Regions from separate parts of the Homo sapiens genome. Here region 2 is linked to region 1. A link is a loop called in an ENCODE intact Hi-C map of the cell type or tissue named here. Cell type or tissue: chondrocyte. All regions are shown on one strand. Links, peaks and the distances in the headings refer to the core of each region. The heading gives the core; the rest is flanking DNA. Region 1 overlaps CCDC192 (coiled-coil domain containing 192). Region 2 overlaps CCDC192 (coiled-coil domain containing 192).

Region 1 (16,052 bases), core at 4,646-7,145:
AGAGGACAGATTTGACCCTGACAGTGAAATCAGGCTAATTTAAGATTTAAAGTTGAGAAATATGAGATCTTTGTTATAGAACCTTCATTCTGGTGTAGTGTTGAGGAGTCATTAAACAAGGGCCATAATGAAGGTAAAGTCAGGAGAGGCACTGCAGAAGGTAGCCTGGACAAAAATGGTGATAGTGGAGATAGAGAAAAAAAGATGGATTCAAGAGTGATTTGGGAGTCATCACCTGTAGTACTCAGCAATTGATTGCATATGAGGCATGAGGAAAAGGAAAGAATCAAAGCAGCACAGTGTGGCTGGTGGCACTGATCACTGGCCTAGGGAATGTGGGAGAAGGAACAGGTTTGGGGCAAGAAGCAGGTAAGTTGAATTTTGGAGATGGAGATGGAGAGCTTGAGTTGTCTGTGAGAACCTTGGTGGAGCTGTTCAGTATACATAATTAGGTCTGAAGTCAGGGAAGACCTGGACTAGTAGTGAGGACTTAAGGCTTTTCAGCAGATTGTGTATGCTAAAGTCAGATCACCAAGGAGAGTCTATAGAAGGAGCAGACAAGAGGGCTGCAAACCCACAAAAGAGCTTTCATCATTTGCAAAATGGCATATACAATTTTCCAGGACTGTTTGGAGAAATACATAGCTAAAATTCACAGAAGTACCAAACAGAATGCCTAGCTCATAGTATAAACTCGATTAATATTTATTGAATGAATAATTGAACAAAAGCATATACCTAACTTACTAATTTATTTGTAGACAATAAGCAAAGGGAAAGTTCATTTACCATCTCAAAGAAAATCTCATGAACAAAATACAGGTTAAGCCCATACACAAAGACACCTCCTCCTAACAGCAGAGCCATGACTCTTAAGGCATGAGGCTTTTTGCTTTTTCCAAGACAAGAAAGTCACATTTATTAGCACCGGTCAGCTATTTAAAACTGACCTCTGTTTGATCTTGACATTTACAAGCAAAAGGAAGTTTTTAGTTATGTAACAGGCCAACAATCCACACATCCCGCCTGCAACAACAATATACTACAGAAGCCGATTTGTCATTGTGTTTGACTCTATTCAAAACAACACCATCTCTTCACCAGCTTCTATTTTTTTCCTTGCATTCTCTGAGGCTACCAATTTATGCCAACAACCCAGTAACAAGATGAAGATGAACATCTGCTTAAATGAGAAGTTGTTGGATTTTGTTTTGTTTTTTAATAAGGAGGGAACTTGTCTGCTGTAAAATCAATCAGAACTCTGGCTAGCCAAATTGTTTAATGAAGTTCCTGATAACTGGGCTTCATGTTGATAAGGAACTCATTTTGGGTCAAACAGACTGCTTGTGATTTTATGGCATTAAAGTACACTTCAAAATAGTTCTGAAAACAAAAACTCATTCACAAAACTCATGATTTCAGATTGGCATGTCAAGCATAATTTCTGAGCATTTGCAGAAATGAATACTCCTACCAAGGGCACATTGTTTATTTCAAATAAACTTGACATCAAAAGATCCACTGTTGCATATAAACAATGAAAAAAAAACAGAGCATTTTTTGGATAATCTCAGTATGCATCAGATTACTTTTAGCCACTCAATACACAAATTCAGTATCAAAAATTTGCTGGTATCTTTGTTCCTTCTATTCCTAAACATAAAGAAAAGATAGACTGGACACTAAGATGTACTAAGAGAGAAATAATGGGAGTTTTGTTAGGGCCTTAGGCATAAAATGATTCATAATTTCTTGCTGATTAGAGTCAAACATAACTTATTAGTTTTTTTGGTGGGGCGTTGTTTGTTTCTAGTCCAAGCTTTATAACAATACACATAAATATACCTGAAGAATTTAGGGTAAATATTAGCAAAATAGTTAAAACTCTCAAGAGAAAGTAAACTATTAAAATCCTCCCGTTTCTTTGAAAATGCCATCTTGAAGAGAAAACCTGAGCCCCAAGAACCTTGATCTAACCTAGAGCAATAATTTGGCCTTAGGTTTTATTGTTTCATATCAAAAACAACAGGAATAACACACACACTCCAACATACACACACTCCAACATACACATGCACATAGAGCTACAGTCACCAGCTTCTCAAGGACAAGGGCCCACAAGGTTATTCTCAGGAACCAGACTTCCCAGTGGGATTTAAGTTTAAGCGTAGTCCCACAGATACCCTTTAGTGTGGCCCAGCAAAGTATTTAACACCATCTGAAGCTCCATGTATTTTCAATGTTTATTTGTTTGCTATCTGTGTCCTCCAGTAGAATGTCAGCTCCATGAGTCAGGGGTCTTATCAATCTTGTTTACTGCTGTGTTCCCACTTCTAGATATAGTACCTGGCATATAGTGAATCCTCAATAAACAATTGTTAAATGAACAAATGAGTGCTGACCAACAAAAACAAACAAACAGAAAAAACAGCAAAGAAACTAAACCTGGCTTGATCTTGACTTTGAACAGCGTGCAAAGCCACAAATGCCCCAAATTAGGTTCTTGCAATAAGCCAGAATGGGCTTGAAGGGGAGCAGGATGTTGGGGAGCCAGTCAGAATAGATACAAGTCTTTTTCAGAACGGAGTGTTTCTTTTGCGTTTTTGCCTCCTCTTGAATTTCCTTTAACTTTCTTGTTCATTCTGACAACATACACATAATATTTTCTTTCTTCAAATACAAATTACGGGTAATTTATCCCCACCTCTTACATTCCAGGAGTCTCATCATACGACTCCAACAAGGAGGGGTATCTTAGAGTTCAGCTCTTGCCATCTTCTGCTAACTTAAGACTTGGTTTTCTGTCTTGCTGAGATTATCTCTGCAAACTATAACACGGGGCTCTTGGAGCATTATTATTTTTCAATCTTCCTAAAACTTTCCTTTTTTTTTTTTTTTTTTTTTTTGAGACAGAATCTCGCTCTGTCACCCAGGCTGGAGTGCAGTGGCGCGATCTCAGCCTGCCACCATGCCCGGCGAATTTTTTGTATTTTTTAGTAGAGATGGGGTTGCACCGTGTTAGCCATGCAGTTGGAGAACACAGGACAAGGGTGAAAAAGAACCTCAGCCTGAAGATCTGGGTTAGCATCTGGTACTAAAGCGAGATGGGAACTTGTTATAAATGTAAAGTTTTGAAACTTACCTCATCTCGCTTCAGTACCAGATGCTAACCCAGACCTCTCATCAAAAAGGGCAACTTTGCAAGAGTTTCCATGGGAAATCATTAGGCATCTTCCTTACAGTACTGATTTGGCTGCTTCTGCCTTATTTTTGTTTCCCAGTCTTAAAAAACCTTTAAAGAGCACTCAGTTTTCTTTAGTTAATGATGTAAAAAAAAAAAACCACTGTATTAAAATGGTTAAATCCCCAGGACCCTCAGTTCTTTAAGGTGGACTAAAGGGCTGGTATCATCACTTCAAAAGTGTCTTGAAATTGATGAAGCTTATGTTGAAAAATAAAATTTATAATTTTTATTTTTATTGTTTAATTCCATTTTTCCATGAACTTTAAAAAGTTTTCTCATATGTAACTATATTTTGCTAGGTATGGTACCCAGAAGATATATGAAATGAATTCTTACTACATAGTCCTTACTGGATTCACCTCCTGACACCCTCCCTGCCCCAGCTTGCCAAGGAAAACAGCTCCCAGTCTGTACAAAATCAGATAATGGACAGAAACAGACAGAAGCTCCAAGAGATGAAGCAGAAAGGAAAGACAAGGTTAAAGAACTAAAATCCCTTTACCAGATGAAGAGATGAGAAAGAGTAGAAGAGAAAACTGGATAGTAGAAAAGCCAGCCAAGTTATGACAAGGGAGCTTGGGTAGCGAGCGGGGCAGTGTGTGTGTGTGAGAAAGAAAGACTTTTGTGGTAGGTTGGAACTCGTTAATTTATGTGGCTGAAGGCATAAAGAGAACTACACAGTTCTGCTATGACCACTGGTAGGAGTGAAAATAAACAGATGTTTTTGAGAACCTACTGTCTTAGTTCATTTGGGCTGCTATAACAAAATACCATAAACTGGCTAGCATATAAACAATGGGAATTTCTTTCTTTCTTCAAATTCTAGAGGCTGAGCAGTCCAAGATCAAGGCACCAACAGATCTGGTGTCTTATGAGGGTCTGCTTCCTGGTTCACAGATGGCAGCTTCTTGCTCTGTCCTCACATGGTGGAAGGGGTGAGGGAGATCCCTTGAGTCTCTTTTATAAGGACACTAGTCCCATTCCTGAGGCAGTGCCCTCAAGAACTTATCATCCACCAAAGATCCCACCACCACATACTATCATATTGTGGATTAGGTTTCAATATATGGTTTTTTTCTTTTTGGCAGGGGGACAGAAACATTCAGCCATAATAACCACAAAGGGACAGAGGGACAGATACCTATCCCATTTAATAACAGCCTCACAACAGCCCTATGTAACTAGCATGTTTACACCCTCCTAGATAAGACAACTGTAGCTGGGGAGACAAAGTGAATTGCCCAAGGCCATAAAGCTAGCAGATAGTGGAGCAGGAACAAAGCCTGGGCTCTCCCTGATCTGATACCTGGAGCTGGGAACCAGAAGCCATTGATAAATGGGAGAGACTCTGGGCTAACACTGCTGCCAAAAGGAATGTTACCTCATAAGCTCTATGTTGGCATGCATCTGGATCCAGACTTCATTGCAAAAGTATGGGTTTTCTTGACACTATCTTTTGTCTCAGCACAAAAGCTGTATGGTCTATTTGCTTGTGTATGGTCATAAACAGCAGTCCACCAGAGTCCCTTTCCTTGTCCTCTTATATTCACTGGTGATAGAAGCCAGCACACATGAAAAAACTATTTTTTATGGGCTTCTCTAGAAATGCTTTTACTTTTCATCTTTCTTTCACATTCCTAACAGCTTTTCTCCCTTTTATTCACCCTTTTTTTTATCTATTACCCAACATCCAGGCATTTAGTTTTCCTCCCACCTGATCTTAACCTATGGGAAATACAATAAAGTATTTTCTTAAGCAAAACTTGGTAATATGTTGAGTGGTTTATCATTATAACCTAGGTTAGAAGTTGGAGCCAAATGACACTTTCTCACTCTACTTTGGCTGAATTGGTGCAGTTATTTCTCAAAGCCTTGACTAACCCAGATTATAAGTCTTAATTGCAAGTTATCCTGATCCCATTATTTCTTTTATTTTGACATTAGTGACTTGGCTGCAGAGAAATAAAGAATAATTGTAAGCTAAAGTGAAGCCCAACAAAGAATTCTGTTGACTGTGTGACCTCATCGGAGGAAGTGGCCACAACCTTCTTATTTGTTGGCTATTTCTAATTTTTTTCTTTGTAACAGTGGACCTTGCTGAAGGAGACCTTAGAAATGCCCAGTTTGCACAAATTTAGGCCCAGGACCAACAGATGATTAATGCAGGTAACAACACTAGGCACCTATACTTTCCATTCTGAGTTAAATCTGTGTTCTCAGAGGCAAAGCTAACAGATAAGGTCTTGAATAACAGTGAGATTAACCCTTTTCTCAAAGGCAGGATCCATTGTTTGATAATATTGCAAGCTTCCACTGCTTCATTCCAGCACAAATCTTGGTTCTTGTCGTGTCTTCCACACTCCCCACCTCATTCTACTTCACCCGGCTAGCCCATAATTTGGGTTACCAGTAAAGGCAAGCTAGCATTCCCAACATCCTTGTGACAAATCCTAAATTAATGACATTTAGAAAAAGCCTTAACGTGTACAGCAGGCAAAAATATTCCTTCAAACACACACACACACACACACATACACACAGATTGAGAGAGAGAGAGAGAGAGAGTGTGTGTGTGTGTGTGTGTGTGTGTGTGTGTAATCCTTGTCTTTAACACTAAAGACAGTCTTACTGCAATCCCTTAGTGGCATGGCCTGGTAAGGAAGACAGTGGCACCCAGTGGACAAATGTTTGATTGTTTGTGACAGGTGTTCTATTCTGAAATATTCTCAAGAACATTCTTAGGAAATATCAGTTTCTCCCCTTTCCCTATCCTCTCATCCATATGTTTTTAATGTTGACTTAAATTTTAAAATAGGGGACAGAGGACTGTTCTTAAAGTTTTTATGTTTTCAAGGAAGAGACTAAACATTGGAGAAAGCAAAAATCTCAGGATTAAATCCTCTGACAACAGTGTTGATTGACCCCTCTCAACAGTAACAATGAAGACAGCCAGATCTCATAAAATGCTCAAGTTAATTAAAAATATAATATTGAAAATGGCTGCAATGTGCTTTTACACATCATACTCTCCCTTTCCTCAAACTATGGCCAACTTCCAATTAAACTCACTTGGTTATGCAAATTTGGCAACTTCAAGAACTATCCTTTAGTACAATTAACATGTACAGATCCTGCAACTTAATGCTATTGTGCAGTTTATCTTGGAGTCATATAAACACCTATTTTCATTCTCCATGTCTTCCAATTTTTCTATTCTCTGTGAGCTACTTGGGTAGAGAAGCTCTGGCTTACATGTCTTTCCCACAAAACACCTAACCAGCACCTTACTTATGGTAGGTACAAAAAAGTTAAGTGAAATCCAGTTTCCATTTTATATATTTAATCTGCTATATTACTGAAAAAATAAATACATCTAATTGTTTGGTGTTATATAAAGAGATCATCCAGCTAAGAATCTTAAATATTAGGAGCTATTTGTGAAACCACCTTTGTAAATTATAACTGAGGAAATTATGACAGTGAGAGAAATAAGACCTAACCAACTCTATCTTGCTTCTAACCCTTAAGCTGTCCTTGTTCATTCCTGGGCATAGGCCGAACTAACTTTGGGAAGGAATTCAGTTCATGGTTTGACTCTGAAACAAAATTGATAACAGCCCTTTCCCGAAAAGACCCTGTTCTTGCCTGGGGTCCAATCTGCCCTTGCAGAACTACCAAATTAGCTGCAAGATTAGAAATTACAATTTAGGGTTCATGCAGCCTGTGGCTGAACCTCCCCAAATTGCTCCTGGGGATAACATCACTATTGTAAAGCTTAAGATCAGTGCTTCAGATATTTTGCAGATCCTGCACTCGATGGATCAGCTGACACCACTCAGATGGTAATCTGCCCCAACCAGTTCTGCCATCGCACCCAGGAACAGAAGACATTAAGAAAACCTAACTTCGAGCTCCTATGATTCCATCTCCAACCTGACCAACCAGCACTCCCCACTTCCCGGGCCCCTCCCCGTCGAATTATCTTTAAAAACTCTGATCCCTGAATGCTTAGGGAGACTGATTTGAGTAATAATAAAATCCCGGTCTCCTGCACAGCCGGCTCTGCGGCTCTGTGATTTACTCTTTCTCCGTTGTAATTCCCCTGTCTTGATAAATCGATTCTGTCTAGGCAGCGGGCAAGGTGAACCCATTGATTGGGTGGTTACATTTGCATTGGATAAAAATATTTCATCAAGAACAAAAATAATGTGTACTTTTTTTTTTTTTCTTTGAGACAGAGTCTGGCTCTGTCGCCCAGGCTGGAGTGCAGTGGCGCAATCTCGGCTCACTGCAAGCTCCGCCTCCCGGGTTCACGCCATTCTCCTGCCTCAGCCTCCCGAGTACCTGGGACTACAGGTGCCACCCACTACGCTGGGCTAATTTTTTTGTACTTTTAGTAGAAACGGGCTTTCGCCATGTTAGCCAGGATGGTCTCGATCTCTTGACCTCGTGATCCACCCGCCTCAGCCTCCCAAAGTGCAGGAATGGGTACTTTTATGAGTGAATTCAATCTTACTGATTCAAACGAGAAATCATTAAAAGCCATTTGATTACCAAAAAAAAAAAAATCCTATATACCTTCTTAGTGTAACCTAATCCCAGCATGGGTGCCCTTTTTTAGTTATCCATTGAAAAATCTTTCCCAATTTGGAGACTCTGAAATTCTTAGTTTTTTTTTTTTTTGCTTTGAAATGGTACCTTATGTTTATCATTACGTTCTTGGTAATTCTTAATTTTGCCACAGTTCGAGGCTTGTTTTTGTTTATTTTAGAAAAAAAAAAAAACAACAGTTGGCAGGCTAGAGCTATGGCTTGAGGCTGAGATGGAAACTTTTCCAAAAGGGCAACACATTTTTATTAATTGACACAAGCCCCCTGTGACCGCTTGCATCAATCGCATTTAGTCAGTAAACAATAAATACATGCCAAAGTAAGGGATGCACCTTTTTTGGTAAGCTGAAAAAGAAATGAAGGGCATTTGTGTGTGTATCACTAAATTATATATTAATTATACTTTTTCTCATAACACAAGCACCTTTCCTCCTTAGTTTCCGCTAAAATTCTGATGCAATTAGGTTTCACTATACAGGGAGACTACCTTTATTAAAAGTACCTTAAAATTCTTTTTTTCCAATGTATCTAAAATATACTTTTATCTAAATGTATCAATCCAGAAGAAATTAATAAACATTTCTAACATTGCAGGGCCTCCTCCATCCTTTTCCCTTCACTGACTGTCACCAAAAGAGAGCACTGGGGGACCGAGACTCCAAGCAGTTTGTCCCCTGGGGCCAAGCCTCTCTGACCAGGGGGAAAGGCAACAATAGCTGCACTATTTGCAAAGTATAATCTTATTGGGAAATGTTCCAGCCCTGGTCTGAGCTTTACTTATACCCACAGCCACTGTCTCTGAAATCATGGAGCTGCTGTACATGCAAAGCACCTATAACGTGTCCAGGCCACCTGGGGCAGACCAGGCTCCACTTATCACCTGCTGCTTTGCTTCTGTAAGTTTCAAAAACCCAAGAGGGATGTCAATATTTGAAAAACTCTCTTCCAAGTAAAGTTTCCTAAAAATAAAAGAAAATTACTTCTGCATGGCTCCAATAGGCTTTATTTTATCTTTGAGCTTATCTGTTTATAATGCAAATATGCTTTGCTTATTCAGGAAGATCACTTAGTTAAAGAAGGTTTGCCTAACTCATGGCCTGTGGTGAATGAAAGTCAAATAAAATATAAAGATGAAAAAAGTTTTAAACGCTGAAAAGGTCCATACAGACTAAAGTAAGCACTGTTATGTCTAAAATGAATGGAATGCTGTGTGTGTGTGGGGTGGGGGGGCATACTGCAATGTGTGTGTGTGTGTGTGTATGTGTGTGTGTGTGTGTGTGTATCAGTAGAGGGAGAGGTTAAAACGTGTGTTTACATTTACACTTGCCATGCTGCACACTGAGGAACATTTGTTTCCAGTTCCCATGACAGGTGTTACCTGTTCAGATAAAGCTTTAGCCTTTTCTTCTGCTTCTTTCAGGCAAATCTCCAAGGACTCAAGTTGGGCCAAGGTAAACGCCATCTGTCCAGTATCCAGGGACGCTTTCTTTAAAAAAAAAAAAATCAAGTATTACTTTTTGACATGGATAGTTTGAGTGCATCTCAAACAATCTTATGGACTTGATAAGATCCATAAGAGTTTATCAATGATAGGCTTGATAAACTCACACAAATCCTCCCCTTTTCTTAACATGGAAATAAAACAGCAAAATGTTTTAACAATAGTTTCATTTAAAATATACAAAGTAAAAAGAGTAAAAAATAAATGATGACAATGAACAGCTTTAGAAAGTTAGATTAAATAACTGTCATTGGAATTTGACTACTTTGAAACTTTTATTCTTACTCCAAAAGGTTAGGATGAAAATTTCACATTCCTGATGGAAGATGTCACCTAGAATGCCTATGTTTTTAACAGTCATCTAACAGTAGGAACAGAGTCAACTGAACTCAGAGAAACCCTGTTTCCTCTCATCTTCACCTTCTTAGCATATGTCATTAAAGCAAAGATACCACATGTTTTAGAATCAGATCATTCTTCCCCAGAGCCTGGCTAATATGACTTAAATTAGCAGATGTGTAGACTCTGCCTGTCAAGTTTTTTCTCTTTTTTTTTTTTTTTTTTCCAGGCAGAGTTTTGCTCTTGTTGCCCAGGCCGAGTGCAAGGGCACGATCTTGGCTCACTGCAACCTCCACCTCCTGGGTTCAAGCGATTCTCCTGTCTCAGCCCCTGGAGATTACAGGCACGCGCCACCATGCCTGGATAATTTTTATATTTTTAGTAGAGACGTGGATTCCCCATGTTGGCCAGGCTAGTCTTGAAATCCTGACCTCGTGATCTGCCCGCCTCAGCCTCCCAAAGTGCTGGGATTGCAGGTGTGAGCCACTGCGCCTGGACTCAAAATGTTTCTAAAGTTACTTTTTCTCAGCTACAAGCTGAAGAGTATGCAAAATTGGTAGGAAAACACAAGGTACAGGCCTTTGTGAGATTAGAGCACTTCCTAACTACTCTTTTGCTATTGTGATACTTAATAATTAGAAAGAAATATGAAAAGTTGGAAAACCTTGTACATGCTAGGATGATGACCTTCCTATAGCTTGGCTGTGGGTGTGTCCTGTTTTCTTGTGAATACTCCTGCTGCAGCTGCTTCCAATTAACCCCACAAACAATGAACTGCGAGGAGCCAAGATGGCCGAATAGGAACAGCTCCGGTCCACAGCTCCCAGCCTGAGCGACGCAGAAGACGGGTGATTTCTGCATTTCCATCTGAGGTACCGGGTTCATCTCACTAGGGAGTGCCAGACAGTGGGCGCAGGTCAGTGGGTGCGCACACCGACGCGACCCAAAGCAGGGCGAGGCATTGCCTCACTTGGGAAGCGCAAGGGGTCAGGGAGTTCCCTTTCCTAGTCAAAGAAAGGGGTGACGAACGGCACCTGGAAAATCGGGTCACTCCCACCCGAATACCGCACTTTTCCAACCGGCTTAAAAAACGGCGCACCACGAGATTATATCTCGCACCTGGCTCAGAGGGTCCTACGCCCACGGAGTCTCGCTGACTGCTAGCACAGCAGTCTGAGATCAAACTGCAAGGCGGCAGCGAGGCTGGGGGAGGGGCGCCCGCCATTGCCCAGGCTTGCTTAGGTAAACAAAGCAGCCCGGAAGCTCTAACTGGGTGGAGCCCACCACAGCTCAAGGAGGCCTGCCTGCCTCTGTAGGCTCCACCTCTGGGGGCAGGGCACAGACAAACAAAAAGACAGCAGTAACCTCTGCAGACTTAAATGTCCCTGTCTGACAGCTTTGAAGAGAGCAGTGGTTCTTCCAGTACACAGCTGGAGATCTGAGAACGGGCAGACTGCCTCCTCAAGTGGGTCCCTGACCCCTGACCCCCGAGCAGCCTAACTGGGAGGCACCCTCCAGCAGGGGCACACTGACACCTCACACGGCAGGGTACTCCAACAGACCTGCAGCTGAGGGTCCTGTCTGTTAGAAGGAAAACTAACAAACAGAAAGGACATCCACACCAAAAACCCATCTGAACATCACCATCATCAAAGACCAAAAGTAGATAAAACCACAAAGATGGGGAAAAAACAGAGCAGAAAAACTGGAAACTAAAAATCAGAGTGCCTCTCCTCCTCCAAAGGAATGCAGCTCCTCACCAGCAACGGAACAAAGCTGGATGGAGAATGACTTTGATGAGCTGAGGGAAGAAGGCTTCAGACGATCAAATTACTCTGAGCTACGGGAGGACGTTCAAACCAAAGGCAAAGAAGTTGAAAACTTTGAAAAAAATTTAGAAGAATGTATAACTAGAATAACCAATACAGAGAAGTGCTTAAAGGAGCTGATGGAGCTGAAAACCAAGGCTCGAGAACTACGTGAAGAATGCAGAAGCCTCAGGAGCCGATGCGATCAACTGGAAGAAAGGGTATCAGCAATGGAAGAAGAAATGAATGAAATGAAGCGAGAAGGAAAGTTTAGAGAAAAAAGAATACAAAGAAATGAGTAAAGCCTCCAAGAAATATGGGACTATGTGAAAAGACCAAATCTACGTCTGATTGGTGTACCTGAAAGTGATGGGGAGAATGGAACCAAGTTGGAAAACACTCTGCAGGATATTATCCAGGAGAATTTCCCCAGTCTAGCAAGGCAGGCCAACGTTCAGATTCAGGAAATATAGAGAACGCCACAAAGATACTCCTCGAGAAGAGCAACTCCAAGACACATAATTGTCAGATTCACCAAAGTTGAAATGAAGGAAAAAATGTTAAGGGCAGCCAGAGAGAAAGGTCACGTTACCCTCAAAGGGAAGCCCATCAGACTAATAGCGGATCTCTCGGCAGAAACCCTACAAGCCAGAAGAGAGTGGGGGCCAATATTCAACATTCTTAAAGAAAAGAATTTTCAACCCAGAATTTCATATCCAGCCAAACTAAGCTTCATGAGTGAAGGAGAAATAAAATACTTTACAGACAAGCAAATGCTGAGAGATTTTGTCACCACCAGGCCTGCCCTAAAAGAGCTCTTGAAGGAAGTGCTAAACATGGAAAGGAACAACTGGTACCAGCTGCTGCAAAATCATGCCAAGATGTAAAGACCATCGAGACTAGGAAGAAACTGCATCAACTAACGAGCAAAATAACCAGCTAACATCATAATGACAGGATCAAATTCACACATAACAATATTAACTTTAAATGTAAATGGACTAAATGCTCCAATTAAAAGACACAGACTGGCAAATTGGATAAAGAGTCAAGACCCATCAGTGTGCTGTATTCAGGAAACCCATCTCACGTGCAGAGACACACATAGGCTCAAAATAAAAGGATGGAGGAAGATCTACCAAGCAAATGGAAAACAAAAAAAGGCAGGGGTTGCAATCTTAGTCTCTGATAAAACAGACTTTAAACCAACAAAGATCAAAAGAGACAAAGAAGGCCATTACATAATGGTAAAGGGATGAATTCAACAAGAAGAGCTAACTACCCTAAATATATATGCACCCAATACAGGAGCACCCAGATTCATAAAGCAAGTCCTGAGTGACCTACAAAGAGACTTAGACTCCCACACATTAATAATGGGAGACTTTAACACCCCACTGTCAACATTAGACAGATCAACGAGACAGAAAGTCAACAAGGATACCCAGGAATTGAACTCAGCTCTGCACCAAGCGGACCTAATAGACATCTACAGAACTCTCCACCCCAAATCAACAGAATATACATTTTTTTCAGCACCACACCACACCTATTCCAAAATTGACCACATACTTGGAAGTAAAGCACTCCTCAGCAAATGTAAAAGAACAGAAATTATAACAAACTATCTCTCAGACCACAGTGCAATCAAACTAGAACTCAGGATTAAGAATCTCACTCAAAACCCCTCAACTACATGGAAACTGAACAACCTGCTCCTGAATGACTACTGGGTACATAATGAAATGAAGGCAGAAATAAAGATGTTCTTTGAAACCACTGTGAACAAAGACACAACATACCAGAATCTCTGGGATGCATTCAAAGCAGTGTGTAGAGGGAAATTTATAGCACTAAATGCCCACAAGAGAAAGCAGGAAAGATGCAAAATTGACACCCTAACATCACAATTAAAAGAACTAGAAAAGCAAGAGCAAACACATTCAAAAGCTAGCAGAAGGCAAGAAATAACTAAAATCCGAGCAGAAGTGAAGGAAATAGAGACACAAAAAACTCTTCAAAAAATTAATGAATCCAGGAGCTGGTTTTTTGAAAGGATCAACAAAATTGATAGACCGCTAGCAAGACTAATAAAGAAAAAAAGAGAGAAGAATCAAATAGACACAATAAAAAATGATAAAGGGGATATCACCACCGATCCCACAGAAATACAAACTACCATCAGAGAATACTATAAACACCTCTACGCAAATAAACTAGAAAATCTAGAAGAAATGGATAAATTCCTTGACATATACACTCTCCCAAGACTAAACCAGGAAGAAGTTGAATCTCTGAATAGACCAATAACAGGATCTCAAATTGTGGCAATAATCAATAGCTTACCAACCAAAAAGAGTCCAGGACCAGATGGATTCACAGCCAAATTCTACCATAGGTAAAAGGAGGAACTGGTACCATTCCTTCTGAAACTATTCCAATCAATAGAAAAAGAGGGAATCCTCCCTAACTCATTTTATGAGGCCAGCATCATTCTGATACCAAAGCCGGGCAGAGACACAACCAAAAAAGAGAATTTTAGAACAATATCCTTGATGAACATTGATGCAAAAATCCTCAATAAAATACTGGCAAAACGAATCCAGCAGCACATCAAAAAGCTTATCCACCATGATCAAGTGGGCTTCATCCCTGGGATGCAAGGCTGGTTCAATATACGCAAATCAATAAATGTAATCCAGCATATAAAAAGAGCCAAAGACAAAAACCACATGATTATCTCAATAGATGCAGAAAAGGCCTTTGACAAAATTCAACAACCTTTCATGCTAAAAACTCTCAATAAATTAGGTCTTGATGGGACATATTTCAAAATAATAAGAGCTATCTATGACAAACCCACAGCCAATATCCTACTGAATGGGCAAAAACTGGAAGCATTCCCTTTGAAAACTGGGACAAGACAGGGATGCCCTCTCTCACCACTCCTATTCAACATAGTGTTGGAAGTTCTGGCCAGGGCAATTAGGCAGGAGAAGGAAATAAAGGATATTCAATTAGGAAAAGAGGAAGTAAGTCAAATTGTCCCTGTTTGCAGATGACATGATTGTATATCTAGAGAACCCCATTGTCTCAGCCCAAAATCTCCTTAAGCTGATAAGCAACTTCAGCAAAGTCTCAGGATACAAAATCAATGTGCAAAAATCACAGGCATTCCTATACACCAACAACAGACAAACAGAGAGCCAAATCATGAGTGAACTCCCATTCACAATTGCTTCAAAGAGAATAAAATACCTAGGAATCCAACTTACAAGGGATGTGAAGGACCTCTTCAAGGAGAACTACAAACCACTGCTCAAGGAAATAAAAGAGGATACAAACAAATGGAAGAACATTCCATGCTCATGGGTAGGAAGAATCAATATTGTGAAAATGGCCATACTGCCCAAGGTAATTTACAGATTCAATGCCATCCCCATCAACCTACCAATGCCTTTCTTCACAGAATTGGAAAAAACTACTTTAAAGTTCATATGGAACCAAAAAAGAGCCCAAATCGCCAAGTCAATCCTAAGCCAAAAGAACAAAGCTGGAGGCATCACACTACCTGACTTCAAACTATACTACAAGGCTACAGTAACCAAAACAGCATGGTACTGGTACCAAAACAGAGATATAGATCAATGGAACAGAACAGAGCCCTCAGAAATAACGCCGCATATCTACAACTATCTGATCTTTGACAAACCTGAGAAAAACAAGCAATGGGGAAAGGATTCCCTATTTAATAAATGGTGCTGGGAAAACTGGCTAGCCATATGTAGAAAGCTGAAACTGGATCCCTTCCTTACACCTTATACAAAAATCAATTCAAGATGGATTAAAGACTTAAACGTTAGACCTAAAACCATAAAAACCCTAGAAGAAAACCTAGGCATTACCATTCAGGACATAGGCATGGGCAAGGACTTCATGTCTAAAACACCAAAAGCAATGGCAACAAAAGACAAAATTGACAAATGGGATCTAATTAAACTAAAGAGCTTCTGCACAGCAAAAGAAACTACCATCAGAGTGAACAGGCAACCTACAGAATGGGAGAAAATTTTTGCAACCTACTCATCTGACAAAGGGCTAATATCCAGAATCTACAATGAACTCAAACAAATTTACAAGAAAAAAACAAACAACTCCATCAAAAAGTGGGCAAAGGACATGAACAGACACTTCTCAAAAGAAGACATTTATGCAGCCAAAAAACACATGAAAAAATGCTCACCATCACTGGCCATCAGAGAAATGCAAATCAAAACCACAATGAGATACCATCTCACACCAGTTAGAATGGCAATCATTAAAAAGTCAGGAAACAACAGGTGCTGGAGAGGATGTGGAGAAATAGGAACACTTTTACACTGTTGGTGGGACTGTAAACTAGTTCAACCATTGTGGAAGTCAGTGTGGTGATTCCCCAGGGATCTAGAACTGGAAATACCATTTGACCCAGCCATCCCATTACTGGGTATATACCCAAAGGACTATAAATCATGCTGCTATAAAGACACATGCACACGTATGTTTATTGC
Region 2 (16,052 bases), core at 8,370-10,869, 120 kb before region 1:
CTGGTGCTTGCCCTTCATCCAACCTCTCTGGATACAGAGGGAAGAAGACTTTTTTTTTTTAAACAAACAAACAAAAAGTACCATTCCTAAGGAATGGACAGAAGGAAGGGAACACCATTTCCTGATAATGGTATAATTCCAAAATTAGTCTTATAAACAAAGGAGGGAGGGGACCTTGACATCATTGAATTCCCACAGCTGGTGTAGTTAGAAAACACTGGACCCCAACCAAAAATTTCAGGGTAGATCTTTTTGCCCTTTGTTAATTACAAAATAAATAGATTTCCAGACCTCTCGCAAAGGAAGGACCTAAATAAGTAGTGTAAAAATGATAGGGAGAAAAAAGAAGAGAAATGTTGTACTTTCCTGACAAGATAAAACAGTGGATGGTTGTCTTCTCCAAGTTTATAAGGTTTAACTAAAACAGGTTAGAAGGCACAGTGAGAGGTGTATTTTGTCTTCTATCCAGAAAGCTTCCCCATCTTCTTTTATCTGATAACACTCCCTAGCCCTTCACATCTGGCACATGACTCAGGTGTGGTCCAGGATAATATCCCATTGCCTTGGCCGCAGTAATTGATCTAAGGAGTTAGAAAGTGGTATGAGCAGGGAAATCAAATTCCTTCTCTGAGATTTCCTTGTAGACTGTGGAAGCTCTGTTACCTGGAGTTGGGTGTGAATTAATGTTCCTTGATTGCAAGTACCATAAGCCAGTGCTAACTACCTAAGGAAAAAAAAGAATATATGGTAATGATATAAGATAGCTTTCTGTATTTTTTTTTTTTTGAGATGCAGTCTCTTCCCTCTTCTTTTTTTTTTTTTTTTTTTTTTTTTTTGAGACGGAGTCTTGCTCTGTCGCCCAGGCTGGAGTTCAGTGGCACAATCTCGCCTCACTGCAAGCTCCGCCTCCCGGGTTCACGCCATTCTTCTGCCTCAGCCTCCCGAGTAGCTGGGACTACAGGCGCCCGCCACCACGCCTGGCTAATTTTTTGTATTTTTAGTAGAGGCAGGGTTTCACCGTGTTAGCTAGGATGGTCTGGATCTCCTGACCTTGTGATCCTCCTGCCTCAGCCTCTTCTTTCAGTAACAGAAATCATGCCTCTGTTACTGAAAGAACGGGGAAGTGGTTCTGAGTAGAAACAACAAATGTTCACTATAGACTGTTAAGCCTGGACAGCCAAGGGACCCTTTCCCTTTCTGTGCCTGCAGTAGTCCACGTGGGGTCAATAGGCAAGGAGGGGCCATCGGAGGAGTCTAGAAAGCCCGCGGTTCAGCCTCCTTACCAGCCTGAGCGGCTCATACATCCCTTTCCTGCTTCAACTAGTTTCATTTTGGTTTCTGTCACTTGCAACCAACAAAGTCCTGATCAATGCTTAGTTTTTACGTCAGTGCTATTTAAGCCTACAGGTCTCTAAAATGACATTTTGAAAATCACAATCACACTAAATTTGTACATATTGAATTAGGCCACAGCCTCCAGCTGGAAGAAGTAACATTTCCTGAGATCTTCTGTGCAATAAATCTCTAAGCTCTGCAGGGACTCCTGAAACAGATGCTTATCCTTGCGGGAAGTTCTGAAATCAGGAAGAAGATTTTGGTTTAGGGATATAGTGGCTCTATTTCAGGAAAATACTTTCAGTGGACAAAGGAAGAGATAACTAACAGGCAATCTCTGAATGAGACCTATAGATTTTTTAACATTTAACTTTTTAGTTAAATATGAGCTATTTCTGTAAGGCAAATATCAAAACTCCTTAGGAATTTATCATATTTAGAAAGTACACCTTTAACTGATCACTCCTATGCTCTCTTATTTTTTCCCACTGTTAATTGCTGGTGTGTATTGGTCTAAATGTAAAATATCCCATCTTGGTATAGCTTCTGTATCTGAAAGTTCAGTGGTAGTGCTGTAAAAGTAAATTCCTTCCTGCAAATGGTGGGATAATGATTCCTGTGGGGGAGACATCTCTGCCTTTTGTTTTCATAAGTTCTTGTCATTTTCTGTCAAGGCAATAGCACCCTTGGACATAGTAGAGAGTAGGGAGCAGAGTGCAAAAACACTGTGCTTTTGACTACATATCAACCTGAGCTCCATAAAGTCTGATGATGGTGAGCAGTGGTTTTTGACGAAGTCCCAGCATCTCAAACAGTGAAATTCCAAGACCAGACTAGTTACTTTCTTAGAAAACCCTAGGTAGACTGGTAAAACAAATATCTGTTTTCAGTGGTGAAAGAAGGTTACCTGTAGAACTCTTGGTCAAATAATTGGTTGCTAGTCTGGGGAATAACAGCTTTGAAAGAGCTAGGCTGGGAGAAATTAGAAGAGGAAAAGGTGACATTGTTCAACAGACCTACACCCAAGTGGACAACTATTCACGCCTAGTCTTATTCCAATAAATATTAACATGACCTCTCTCTAAATGCTTGGAATGCTGCCAACTCAAGATTTTATTTAGGCCCAACGCACTTTCTTTAAAATACACTTACACTTGACAGGGTTGTTAGTCAGTGTTAGTGAGGATTGCTTTAATCACTGTTTTTTTATTTTCTAATGGAGATAAAGTTCACATAACATAAATTTCACCACGTTAACCGTTTTAAAGTGTACAGTTCAATGGCTTTACTATATTAAAAATACCGTGCAACTATTGCTATATCTAATTCCAGAACATTTTTATCACCTCCAAATCCCTCTTTTCCTAACACCTAGTTGCCATAGGAACTTTGATCCTGAGGAATTTCACAGGTGGAGAGGTAAAAAGAATATTGCAAGAGAGAGGTTTGAGCTGAGTGCCTAGGGGTGGGCATCATGATAAAAGATACACTTTAAAATATTAATGAGAATTGGCTCTGGGGTGTCGGCAAAGAAATATATTTCCGGACTTTCTCAAGAATGTAGGATAGCAATAGTTTGATACTTAAAATAAATGGGATAAGTTGTGTAGTGTTTAAAAAGTTATGTGTCACTGAAAAATCACTAAAATGTCAATCCCATTACAGGCTTCCCCTCAAAAGTGTAGCTGGCTCGATTCAGACATTGAGTCTTGGATAAGTCTACCCTGGAATGTACCAGCACTACCTGAGGAGTACCTCCTTAATGGGAGTAAAACAAAGAGGTAACTTTAGAGTTGCCAGGACTTTCATTGGGATAATGGGGACATGCATGTGTAGGCTAGACACCTTGGCCTCCCAAAGTGCTGGGATTACAGGTGTGAGCCACCACAACCGGTCACAAGGATTGTTTTAAAATTTAACCTTAGGTTCCTGCATACTGAAGTGTACCAAAAGGTGGACTCAAGCTTTGAAGGGATACAATAGGTGTTTTACTGAGTTCTGCTAAATAGAGCTGTAAGCATTTCAGGTGTGGAAATGATGGAAGGAATCCGCCTTGGGTTGTGATTATTTGAACAAAGTAAAATCAACAAACAACACTCAGGCTGTAAGTAAGTTTCCTGCTGTGCCAGTTTTGTAATAAAGGGGCTTTTCTTTTCAGCTGAACTTTCCATCGACTTAAATCGTTTATTTCCTTGGAGGTAATTTAAGCACACTGCCAATGAAATAGTTTACTGTGTTTATGTTTTTAAAAAGAAAGAAGTTTGGTAGCACACTGTTTCATTAATTTGAATATGAATATGCCTAAAAATATTCCTAATATTTTGGAACATCCCTCTGATCCCTCTGATCAGAAGACCTGAATGACAGACCTGAATGACCTATAGACTGCTTAGAAAATGAACCAAGCAAGGAAAAATCACACAGAGGTAAAAAGGAGTTCTAATTTATTTGGAAACATTTCATTAATCTGCTTGTTAGAACTGTAAGCATCAGTTTGTAACTATAACAGAGAAATAGCTGAATATTAATCTAGGTAACAAATGTCACTTAGAATCAACACTTTTTTCCCCTTCTTGCCATATAATTGTTACAACAAAGCAAGCCTTCAGAGTAGGTGACCATGTATCACTTACTGAAGGCTAGAAGGGGACTCCTTTTCCAAAGTGGTTCACTCTCTATTTATCATGGGGTCTGAAATATTTATTATGGGGTCTGAAATTATACCACTGGAGATTTATTTCTTAGATCATGAAGGTCTTTTGTTCATTGAGAAGAATCGACTTTTAAAGTACAAATACCCATGGTATGGGTTGCTCATTAAGTATTACACTGTATGTATGTATCTATATTTTATTTTATTTTTTGAGCTCGAATCTCACTCTGTCACCCAGGCTGGAGTGCAGTGGTGCAATCTCGGCTCACTGCAACCTCTGCCTCCTAGGTTCAAGTGATTCTCCTGCCTCAGCCTCTGGAGTAGCTGGGATTACAGGTGCCCACCACCATATCCAGCTAGTTTTTGTATTTTTGGTAGAGATAGGGTTTCCCCATTTTAGCCAGGCTGGTCTCGAACTCCTGATCTCAGGCGATCCATCCACCTCTGCCTCCCAAAGTGCTGGGATTACAGGTGTGAGCCACCGTGCCTGGCCTATACTATATTTTAACTTGACCACCAGCTGAAGGTGTATTGGAGATGTTTTGTTTTTTTTTTAATTTATTTTCATTTTATTTATTTATTTATTTTATTATACTTTAAGTTTTAGGGTACATGTGCACATTGTGCAGGTTAGTTACATATGTATACATGTGCCATGCTGGTGCGCTGCACCCACTAACTCGTCATCTAGCATTAGGTATATCTCCCAGTGCTATCCCTCCCCCCTCCCCCCACCCCACCACAGTCCCCAGAGTGTGATATTCCCCTTCCTGTGTCCATGTGATCTCATTGTTCAATTCCCACCTATGAGTGAGAATATGCAGTGTTTGGTTTTTTGTTCTTGGGATAGTTTACTGAGAATGATGGTTTCCAATTTCATCCATGTCCCTACAAAGGACATGAACTCATCACTTTTTATGGCTGCATAGTATTCCATGGTGTATATGTGCCACATTTTCTTAATCCAGTCTATCATTGTTGAACATTTGGGTTGGTTCCAAGTCTTTGCTATTGTGAATAATGCCGCAATAAACATACGTGTGCATGTGTCTTTATAGCAGCATGATTTATAGTCCTTTGGGTATATACCCAGTAATGGGATGGCTGGGTATATACCCAGTAATGGGATGGTATTTCCAGTTCTAGATCCCTGAGGAATCGCCACACTGACTTCCACAATGGTTGAACTAGTTTACAGTCCCACCAACAGTGTAAATGTGTTCCTATTTCTCCACATCCTCTCCAGCACCTGTTGTTTCCTGACTTTTTAATGATAGCCATTCTAACTGGTGTGAGATGGTATCTCATTGTGGTTTTGATTTGCATTTCTCTGATGGCCAGTGATGATGAGCATTTTTTCATGTGTTTTTTGGCTGCATAAATGTCTTCTTTTGAGAAGTGTCTGTTCATGTCCTTCGCCCACTTTTTGATGGGGTTGTTTGTTTTTTTCTTGTAAATTTGTTTGAGTTCATTGTAGATTCTGGATATTAGCCCTTTGTCAGATGAGTAGGTTGCGAAAATTTTCTCCCATTTTGTAGGTTGCCTGTTCACTCTGATGGTAGTTTCTTTTGCTGTGCAGAAGCTCTTTAGTTTAATTAGATCCCATTTGTCAATTTTGTCTTTTGTTGCCATTGCTTTTGGTGTTTTAGACATGAAGTCCTTGCCCGTGCCTATGTCCTGAATGGTAATGCCTAGGTTTTCTTCTAGGGTTTTTATGGTTTTAGGTCTAATGTTTAAGTCTTTAATCCATCTTGAATTGATTTTTGTATAAGGTGTAAGGAAGGGATCCAGTTTCAGCTTTCTACATATGGCTAGCCAGTTTTCCCAGCACCATTTATTAAATAGGGAATCCTTTCCCCATTGCTTGTTTTTCTCAGGTTTGTCAAAGATCAGATAGTTGTAGATATGCGGTGTTACTTCTGAGGGCTCTGTTCTGTTCCATTGATCTATATCTCTGTTTTGGTACCAGTACCATGCTGTTTTGGTTACTGTAGCCTTGTAGTATAGTTTGAAGTCAGGTAGTGTGATGCCTCCAGCTTTGTTCTTTTGGCTTAGGATTGCTCTAGAAAACCCCATTGTCTCAGCCCAAAATCTCCTTAAGCTGATAAGCAACTTCAGCAAAGTCTCAGGATACAAAATCAATGTACAAAAATCACAAGCATTCTTATACACCAACAACAGACAAACAGAGAGCCAAATCATGAGTGAACTCCCATTCACAATTGCTTCAAAGAGAATAAAATACCTAGGAATCCTACTTACAAGGGATGTGAAGGACCTCTTCAAGGAGAACTACAAACCACTGCTCAAGGAAATAAAAGAGGATACAAACAAATGGAAGAACATTCCATGCTCATGGGTAGGAAGAATCAATATCATGAAAATGGCCATACTGCCCAAGGTAATTTACAGATTCAATGCCATCCCCATCAAGCTACCAATGACTTTCTTCACAGAATTGGAAAAAACTACTTTAAAGTTCATATGGAACCAAAAAAGAGCCCGCATCGCCAAGGCAATTTCATTTTATTTTTTGAGACAGAGTCTTGCTCTTTCACCAAGACTGGAGTGCAGTGGCACGATCTCAGCTCACTGCAACCTCTGCCTCCCAGGTTCAAGCAATTCTCATGCCTCAGCCTCCCAAGTAGCTGGGATTACAGGGATGCATCACCATGCCTGGCTAGGAGATATTGGTTTTGCCTATCACTCCTTTCCAGTAATGAGATATTCCTTTAAGAAAGTGGATTTCTCCTAATCCAGCTCTGTGCTTTTCGTAGGAGCTGCCAGCTGGAGCATTCTCCTTCCCCACATTTACTCCCTCTACCCTGCCACCCAGTGGTGGGGACATGACCACAGTTTGTTCAACCTTATTTCCTCAGCCCTGGCCACAAAGATTGGTTCATATCCACAGATGGGTACCCAACCTAAGCTAGGACTGAGTTCTTTCTTGCACTTTCCAACTAGAGTTAGTGGAAAAATGCTTTCTTTCTTCCCTGGAGATTATATGATAAGGAGGGCAGCCCATAGCTGCTTGTGGCCATATTTCCATTCTCTTCTGAAGTCTAGCCTGAGAGAATCAAGTCTCAATGCAGAGAGAAGCAGAGGTGAGTGACACCGTTTCCTGATGGTACTTTAGACTGGAATCCATCTTTAGAGAGAAGCAGAGATGAGTGACACAGTGTTTCCTGATGGTACTTTAGACTGGAATCCATCTTACTCCAAGGCTAGTGCAATGCTCTCTCTTGGTTTGTTTACATGTGCCGGTAAATCACCCTTTCTCCTTAAGCTGTTATGACTGGAGCATCTTTCATTTGCAAACAGAGGTCTGAGAACCCAAAACAAACATTTTACAAGATAATCAGGGGAGTGGTGGTGTTCTAGGTCCAGAAATATGTGTGTGGGGGGGTGGGCCAGCCCTCATTGTCCTGTGATTAAATAGGGGTCATTGTGTATTAAAGTTACTGGACATCTTTTCACACTTTATTCTGAAGTGAATTCAGAGGCCAAGGTGACCAGATTTCTGAGAATGCCAGTTAATATTATTCTGGGACAACAATGGCCTTGACAACCTCCCGGACTATTGAATGTGGGTGAGGCTGCAAGGGGCCTGTGGAAGAGCAAGAATGTGCAAATATTTGATTTAGGATCTTAGTGCTAGATGTCAGTCGACTGACTTAGTTTCCCCACCAAATAAGAGAAGCAACATGTAGCTCCAAAAGAAAATCACTGTTTTGATCCATAATGGATCTTACAATGACTGGCTTTATTTAAATTTTAAATTTGCATCTGTTCATAAATACCCATGTTTTTCTATACAGGTAGTTTAAAAAAAAAATCCACAAAAATAAAGAGAATAATGGGCAAAAAAAGGGTAAGATTTAATGTTTTCTTCCCTATCCCAAGCCATTAGAGTTCTAGTCCCTCAGTATTATTTAAATTTTGCCCTATCAAAATATCCAAGAAACAAAATTGTCATTATACAGTAAATAATATTGAAAAAAATGAAACTAATAAGAATTAGAGACCTTGCGATTATATATATATATTTTTGCACCGGGTTTAAAACGCAATTGAAAAGTTGAAAGCTTCTCGTAAGCGAGCTGGGGAACTTTCTCCAATGTGCTCTACAATCATTGTCAGTTTCTTCTAATGAAACCAGTGGAAAATCTGGCTAATGCCTCAGAATAAGGACTTTTAAATGGATAATATTCTGTGACGGATTTTATTCTTTTAGGTTTCATGGTGGTAAAAGCAAATTTACAAACTGCCTTTATGTTGTTTCATTGAAAGAAAAAACTGTTTCAAGTTCACAATGTTACATGGCATTTGAATCCTGGGAAAGCACTATACGAAATTGAAAATGAATATCAAATTCACATGAAAAGCTTTACCATGTAGTCAGGTGCTGGGAGTGTCTCCCTTTCTGAAACTACCACATCGCCTGCTTCCTCCTCCTCCATTTGATTCTGCATTGCTCCTCTTTTTCCACAATTACTCATGAGTAATAAAGAAAGCCAGAGTAAGAACGATGGCATGTTCCTGGCTTTGCAAGAGTGGCACACATCAAAGGAAGACATTTTTCCCAGGAACCACAGCTTTGCAAGAGATTCACCAGGCAGGAGTGAAGTTTGATATTACTGTGACATAGCAGAGGGAATGCCCTGAGTCTCCCAAAGCTGGGAAAGGCACACTAGGGTATGGTCAGCGGCTGCTCTAGAGGGTGACTCTCCAAGTGTTGCTTGTGCAGTGGCAAGGTAACACACATCTCTAAGCCTCTGCTTATTCTTAGGGAATTCTTAAATGTACTTACCTTAGAGGTTATTCTTAGAATTAAATAGACATGGAATGCTTAGCAAAATACCTGGCCCATAGCACTGTATTAATTGTTAACTAGTATTCTTGCTAAAATTACAGTCTGAGATTTGGAGTTTTTTTGTTTGTTGTTTGCTTGTTTGTTGCCTAATGGTGTGTTTATAATTTGTTAGCTGGAGAAGTCTTTTTTTAAAAAGTCAGAACCAATGTGGCTATTAACAATTTTCTGAACTACCCACATTTCATCTCCAGCCAGCCTTCTCTGCTTGTTTCTGGTTCATTTGCCTATTGGTAAAAAAAAAAAAAAAAAAAAAATTCTGTTCTCTTCCCTGTGCCCTAGTCTGTCAGCCTGTGCTTTCAGACAGCTCTGTCTCACTCCAGAGCTCAGTCCCTGCAGGCACCTGCCTTCCTTCTTACGCCCTGCCCTCCCCCTGCTACCACCCAGCTTGTGCAGTGACACTTCTCAGATCTATTTCAGTCTAGCTCTTCAGCCTCACAGACTTTCCCTTAACGAGCAAACCGCTTATTCATTCCCTGCCCCTCTCAAGGTGAAAGTGAATCCAGCCTGGAGTTAGTAGTTCATGTGCTGTCTCTACTGGTGCCACACAGAGGTCAGACCAGGCCTGTAGCCTCGTTTTTTTTGCTTCGTTGCCAATACAACTACATACATCACCCAGCTGACGGGCCAGTGTGGATCTGTCACGTGGTAATACTGACCTCTAGGGGCTGGCTTTCCTTCATATAGAGTCTTTATCTTCTCATTGAGTTCCAGAACTGTGATGGCATTAGCTGTTGCCAAATCAGTCTGTAGTTTTTTCACTTTCTTTTCATGCTTTAGTTTCTTAAAAAAAAAAAAAATAAGAGTTTCCATCACTAGGGACAGACGCATCAAAGAAATAAAAGGAATGAATGATGTCTGAACAAACACTGCCTTTGAAGCCTGCTTAGATGAAACACTCCCTGTTTATCTAGATTGAGTCCTGTTTGAGGTTTGTGAAACAGTGTATGTGCTCCTGTCAGAGTGTTTGAACCCTCAACAAAAAAAAGCCCACTCTCTTCATCATAGTATCTTTTACACTGTTGAAGAGTTTTTACCTGGGTCAGAACCCTGTTGCTTATAATAGAGGCAGTTAGAAGAACTCTACTTGCCAGTTGGCATTTGCCACCGAGGTACTAATGCCTACTAGTATCAGATTTTTTTTCCCATCTGTAAGTAGACTCATATGAAATAGAGCCTTGATTCTAAGTCATTTCCCCCTCAACACCATAATGGTTTGCTTTCAAATACACTCTAAAGTGTGATACGACCACCAAACGCTGGTGTTTTCTGATATTTAGTATGGGATCCATACAGGGAAAGTGTCAAGGGTAAGAAAGCGTCAAGCATAAGAATGGTTTTTAAGCAGTAATGAACAGGAATGCCTTACTCTAAAATAATTTGATTTATGAGATCGAAATCTTTGGGAGAACTGCATTAGGAACTTGTTACATAATCAAAGGATTCACCTCGAGACTTCATGACTCGAAAGTTCCTTTTAGGGTTTCAGAGTAGATTTGATTCATTAAAATTGGATTTATCTGCAACTTTGGAGAAGCTGTCTGTTGTGAAAGGTGTTGCATTTGCGCTTTCGTGTTGCTTTTGTATAGCTACCTTTCCACTGAAGAGCTCACCTTGCCAAGTCTTTGTGGGCTGGTAATTAGGAAGCCGGGAAAATAATCTACTAACATTTCTTATCAGACATAAATCTTGAGATAGGGAAGGGATGGTTTTTGCTCACTAGGTAAGATCATATTCTTCCCTGGCCTCTGAAGGCACTATACTCAGGCAGTAGGGAACCACTCTCCTCTTTGAGAGTAACACCAGTAAAATCAATTTATCAAAAATGGTCTTAAATAGAAACAGGCCTCTCATTTCAAAGACCCCTCATTTCACTTTTTGCTTTGTTGCCAGTACAACTACATACATCATCTGGATGATTTATGAGATCTAAACCTTTGGGAGGTCACCCAGATCAGGTTATCTTCTAGACCCCAAACAGGAAGATCAGCACTTCACTAAAGCTTAGTTAATGGCATGAACATGGCTAAAAGAAATGTGTTACTCGAAGGAGAATGGTAGTCATGGAACTTCTTTAAGGGGAGTTAGAGGGTAGAATTAGGCAGGGTTCAGCCAGCACAATCCAGGTGAGAGGTACCGTGAGCCACAACACAGAGGCCTGGTTTTCATGGCAGTACTTGTAAAGAGGTGGCACTAATTATTAGAATGCATCCTCTGGGTGTCAGACACGATGCTGGCCAGCTGTTGAAACATGAAGGCTGATAGTCTCTGCCTCCAAGTCATGAAGACCTTCTAATGAATTCCCTTCTTCTGAGCCTCCATTCACTGAAAGCCTTCATAATTTGGCCTGTCATGTAGATTAATTCAGGAGAGACCAAGCTGACCAAGAAATATGTCTGGGTATTTGACAGCTGGACAGCTGTGTTTTTCAATTATTAAGTTGGCATTTTAATATATACCTCTGTCTCTGGTGAGTTGGTTTGGATCAACTTGTTCATGAGGATCTCATCTATCCCAGGCCTGTGGTGACAGCACCTTGTGAGGTCCTGGATGGTAACCATTGACCTTTTCCACTTCAATACTGTTCCATGCTCAAATTTCTACACTTTCTTTTTACAATTTAGAACTTTGGAGATATAGAGTAGGAGGAAGGGCACAGAAATGAAAATTGAGAAAGTGGAGAGAATGAGGGAAAATGAGGCAAGAGAGATTGTGAAGGGAGTGCTAGAAAGTGTCCAAAAAGAACTAACAATAATATGTGTGCTGAAATGTTAAGGACTAGGTGTGCTGATGAGAGCAAGTTGCACTGAAATGCATAAATAAGACAGTTTGATAGAGAAACAATAGATACGTGTTAAACCGAAGATAGTAAAATATTCACTATAGAATCTAGTTTTTGAGTTATATGGGTGTTTACTATATAATTATTTCAACTTTTTTGTATGTTTGCAATTTTTCATTATAAGATATTAGGGGGAGAAAGAACTGAAGATTTATCTTCCTTACATTGCCCCTCCCTTAATTCTTAATAAATGGTATTCAAATTCTCAAATCATGTCACAACTATTCATATGCAGATATGTATTTTTCCAGAAACTTTTCTCAAAGTATGCATTGACAGTAAATAAACACAAGAAAAAATAAATGCAGTGAGGTGAGAATTAATGAACAGTCACTAGGAGCTGGCATGGTGTCTGTCACTAAGAAAAAGTCTTACCAAGCTACATTTTCATTTTGATGGAATAATTTGATGGATAGAATGCAGGAACTCAGTGGACAGACACAGGGGTTCTCAATATCAGTTAAGAATTTCACCTTTCTAGGTACAAATTTTAACTCTTTTTAAAAAAATATTCAATTACCAGACCACTTTGCTGTCTGTCTTTTATGGTGATTATATGTTCTGTCTCTTCTTACTATTATATATTTGTATATTTACCTTATAATCTGAGAAAGAAATTGAGACTATTTAGTTTGGAGAAGACATTACAGCATACAGGGCAGTCATGCAGTTGACTTTAGTTACCTAAGGGACTATTCAAAAGGAGAGGAAGCTGAGTCAAACAATGTTGTTCTCAAGATAACATGAAGAACAATGGGTAGAAACCATGAGGAGGCAGATGTTGGCACAACATGAGAAAGAGCCCTCCACACAATCAGAGCTGCATCCAGAACAGGATAGGATGCATCCTGGCAAAGACCTCCTGCTCTGGGAAAGATCAAGCAGGGACTGGATGGACATCTTCAGGCAGGCCCTTGGTGACCTGTGGGACTTGGGTTGAGAGGTCACTGGAAGTTGGGCTTCCCTCAACTCTTTCCACTTCTGGCTTTCTCCAGCTCCCCGAGGGGCACAGCACATGAGTAAATGGACATCTCAGCCCTCAAAGCCTCCAGGGTTGGTACAGTTGGTATACTTTAAAGATAATTCTGGTATTTGTGAGAAGCTAGATAAGAAGGTTAACAAAGCCTGTGCGTCCCTTAGAATTCAAGGATAATGTGAACCAAAATATCACTTTATTATTTAGCTATAAGGGAGGAGAAAATGAAATTTAAATTAAAAATTGGATAAAAGACTTAGATTGGCTGTCTAACATTTCTGTTGAGACCTTTTGATTACTCAGATACATTTAAAAATAGTTCAACATCTTCATCTTTTTTTTTCTTTTCTCCAGAAAGAACTGCTCTTTGCTATTAATTCATAGCTTTAACCAAGCCCTTTGGGCATTTCAAACAATTCAATTTGCCAACATGTTTTTTATTAGTCATAGACATCAAATGATTTCAGCAACAATAATATTTTCCTTGCTGTTTGGCGTTCACTAGCCAGGCAACCCAAATGTCATACTTGAATCTAATGCAGTCTATTATGGTCTCCTTAGTAACTAGGAACTCTCTTTGGTGATTACTGAAAGGATAGGAAGGCTTTATAGCTTGGAGGTAAATTCCTATTACCGTGCTCTTTTCCTACTTCTCCTACCGGGTGGAAAGAGGGAGGAAATCATGTATTTGTGCAATGTTTTGAAAAGGAAATATCTATTCGTATCATATTGCTGAATGGCTTGCATTATTCCAAGTTAATGAGAATTAGAAATAACCAGGGAGCTATTCATAGAAGAGCGTCAACACAAAGTTGCCAGCACTGTTTAAAATTTCTGGGTATTTCCACATACTTTAAACCGTGGCAATTACCCAATTGCCTGGCACATGACATTTCTAAGCCTTAGATTCATGTCATAGGACTACTGTGGGGATCCAAGGACATAACATAGAAATGACATTACCCGACACTATGCCGTGTAGTAGTTATGTCTTTCTGGTTTTGTCATTACTCTTAAAACACATAAGAGAAATTTTCAACTCTTCACTAAAACACTAAAGTATCTTTTCTAAGCACTTTCTCTAAGTATACTTTAGTGTTTTAGTGAAGAATTGAAACGTTACAGAAAATAAAATGGGAGTTATCATACTTTACAGAAAATAAAATTCATACTTAATTGAAAGCAAGATGTTTCATTTCTTCTTCTTTTTTTAGAAATTAAGTTTTCTGCATGATTACATTGATCTCCTCACTTTGGATGGGTAGACAAAACTTAATGTTCTGAAAACAGACATGCAAATAGCCTTGATTCAATCTCCTGCCAGAGCTGGCCCGGTGCCTAGGCAAAGTCAGTGGCTGCCTGCGTGTAATGATGTGAGGAGCACTCCAAGGCACTGCCTCTTGCTCCTCACGGCAGCTCTCTCTTGGGCCTGCCAGGGCAGAGCTTCCTCCCACTTTGTCTGAAATTTACTCTGTCCATCCCAGCCTCCTTCACTTAGAGAGCCTGTATAACAAAGGGGTTTTGTCTTCAGTGGCCCACTAGCAAAATGCTCGCTATTGAAGACATAAAAGAGAATTTGGTTTGAATACAGAAGGTATACATAGGTTCTTCCTTGCATTTCTCTTCTAATAGCCAATCAATAATAGTAATGAAACTTATAAATAGTGATAGAATTTGGATACAACTTGTCTTTAAAAGTCAATTTTACATGTTTCGTATTTATATACCCTCAGGAGAATATTATAAAGTCTAGGGATGTCAAATATGTGTCATGTATGTTCTTTTTCAGTTCATGGCAGGCCTTTGATTTGGGGATTTTTTAACCCTGTGTTGCACCCCTGGATTCACAATCGTTTAGTCGCACTTTCAGCAGCCACTGCCCATTGATGAAACCTGTCATCCGTGTTAGTATCTCTCTATGTAGACAAGAAAGTTGAGCTGCCAGAGTTCAGCTGGACCTAATCCTTGTTGTATAGTGAGTAGACAGCTAAATGGACTTGAACCAAGGTCTTTTTATTTCCAGATGTTGATTTTTCTTTCCAATGACAACTTCAGTCTGCACTAAGCAATAGCACCATTAGTTTTTTTGTTTTTGTTTTTGTTTTAAGTTACTTAAAGGTAACCTAGAAAGGCAATGTGACAGCTTGGTTACAAAAATTTAGCATTGAAGTGTGCTGGTGAAGTGTGATGGCATTTATTGCATGAGTTGCCAAGATATCTTTAGAGACCCTAGGAAATAAAGGAAAGATTTGATGAACCCAGCTAAGGGCACTCTGAGCCAGGTATTGTTCTTTCCCTTTAGTATCTTTCCTTGGAGTATCCAGAATTGATTCTTGTTATTGTGACCATTCTGTTGAGTCATCTAAAGTGACAAAGAATGGATCAGAAGAACCTTTCTTACAAATGCCTCGAATGAAAAACAATCACAAGTGCAAGACGTAGCTTTTTCTTATTTAATTTGATAAAGTTTTGGGGAGCTAGTTGATACACAAACCCTTAGGAATCACCCTAACCTTGACCCAGAGCCTGACCCCACATGACCACTGGTAGGTGCTTGATAGCCAAGAGAGTCAGATCTTGGAAATCAAAGCTAACACCTTTCAGTTCTTTGCAGTAGCCCTCCCATCTGAGTCCCAACTCATCTTATTTTATGTTGCAAAATGCTATAGAAATATATTTTAGTTACTCCTGAAACCCAAGGTTTGGGATTTATAATAAAAAGAAAATGAAATCCCAGTAATTCAACAAACAACCTGACTCACTATAAGGGAAGAGTTTGCCTATAGTTGGAGGAAAGTCTCAGTTTTTTCCCTCTGTAGGATAAATAAATAGTTATTAGATACAGAAGTGGCATTTGACAATAGATGTTCTGCTTTCCAGGATGCCTGTATAAGTGTTTATTTAAGAGAAACTTCAAATTAATACAAGATAAAGGGATAACCTTACACTTGGGATGAATTCCAGTGATAAGATAGAACTTTCTAATAGTAGAGTTGTCCAAAAATTGGAATGTTTTGCCCTAAAATATGGCACTGTTCCCTCCCCTGCATGTGGTAGACAGGCCATTGCTGGGAGTGTTCCAGAGAGGTGCTAACAGTTATTGGCCACCTACAATATGCCAGGCATCATTCTGAGAACTTTATATGTACTAGCTTATTTTATTTTATTTTATTTTTTTGAGATGGAGTTTTGCTCTTATTGCCCAGGGTGGAACGCAGTGGTGTAATCTCAGCTCGCTGCAACCTCCACCTCCCGGGTTCAAGTGATTCTCCTGCCTCAACCTCCCAAGTAGCTGGGACTACAGGCACGTGCCACCAGGCACAGCTAATTTTTTGTATTTTTAGTAGAGATGGGGTTTCACCATGTTGGCCAGGCT

What was found. Peaks named below come from ENCODE experiments on the same cell type or tissue, not always from the same donor. Only the 100,000 strongest peaks of a DNase experiment are listed, where the experiment ranks them.
Region 2: a loop joins it to region 1, with 2.4 times the contacts of the local background. A loop is called at or near these places in 18 of 110 quality-filtered maps.

What each region holds. Positions count from the first base shown.
Region 1 is chr5:127,747,556-127,763,607 of GRCh38, reverse strand. CCDC192 (coiled-coil domain containing 192) reads right to left here. Exons shown (of 7, transcript NM_001317938.2): 3 at 9,233-9,340. Among named protein-coding and RNA genes, the nearest start is that of CCDC192, 52 kb to the right of the region's middle. RefSeq lists an enhancer at 10,204-11,403. In chondrocyte, for the core only: CTCF peaks have their summits at 5,709 and 5,916 (motif pointing left); no DNase peak of the experiment used is centred there.
Region 2 is chr5:127,869,127-127,885,178 of GRCh38, reverse strand. It overlaps CCDC192 (coiled-coil domain containing 192), which reads right to left. Exons shown (of 7, transcript NM_001317938.2): 6 at 9,518-9,641. Among named protein-coding and RNA genes, the nearest start is that of CCDC192, 170 kb to the right of the region's middle. RefSeq lists enhancers at 9,143-9,222, 9,233-9,282. In chondrocyte, for the core only: CTCF peaks have their summits at 9,306 and 9,510 (motif pointing left); no DNase peak of the experiment used is centred there.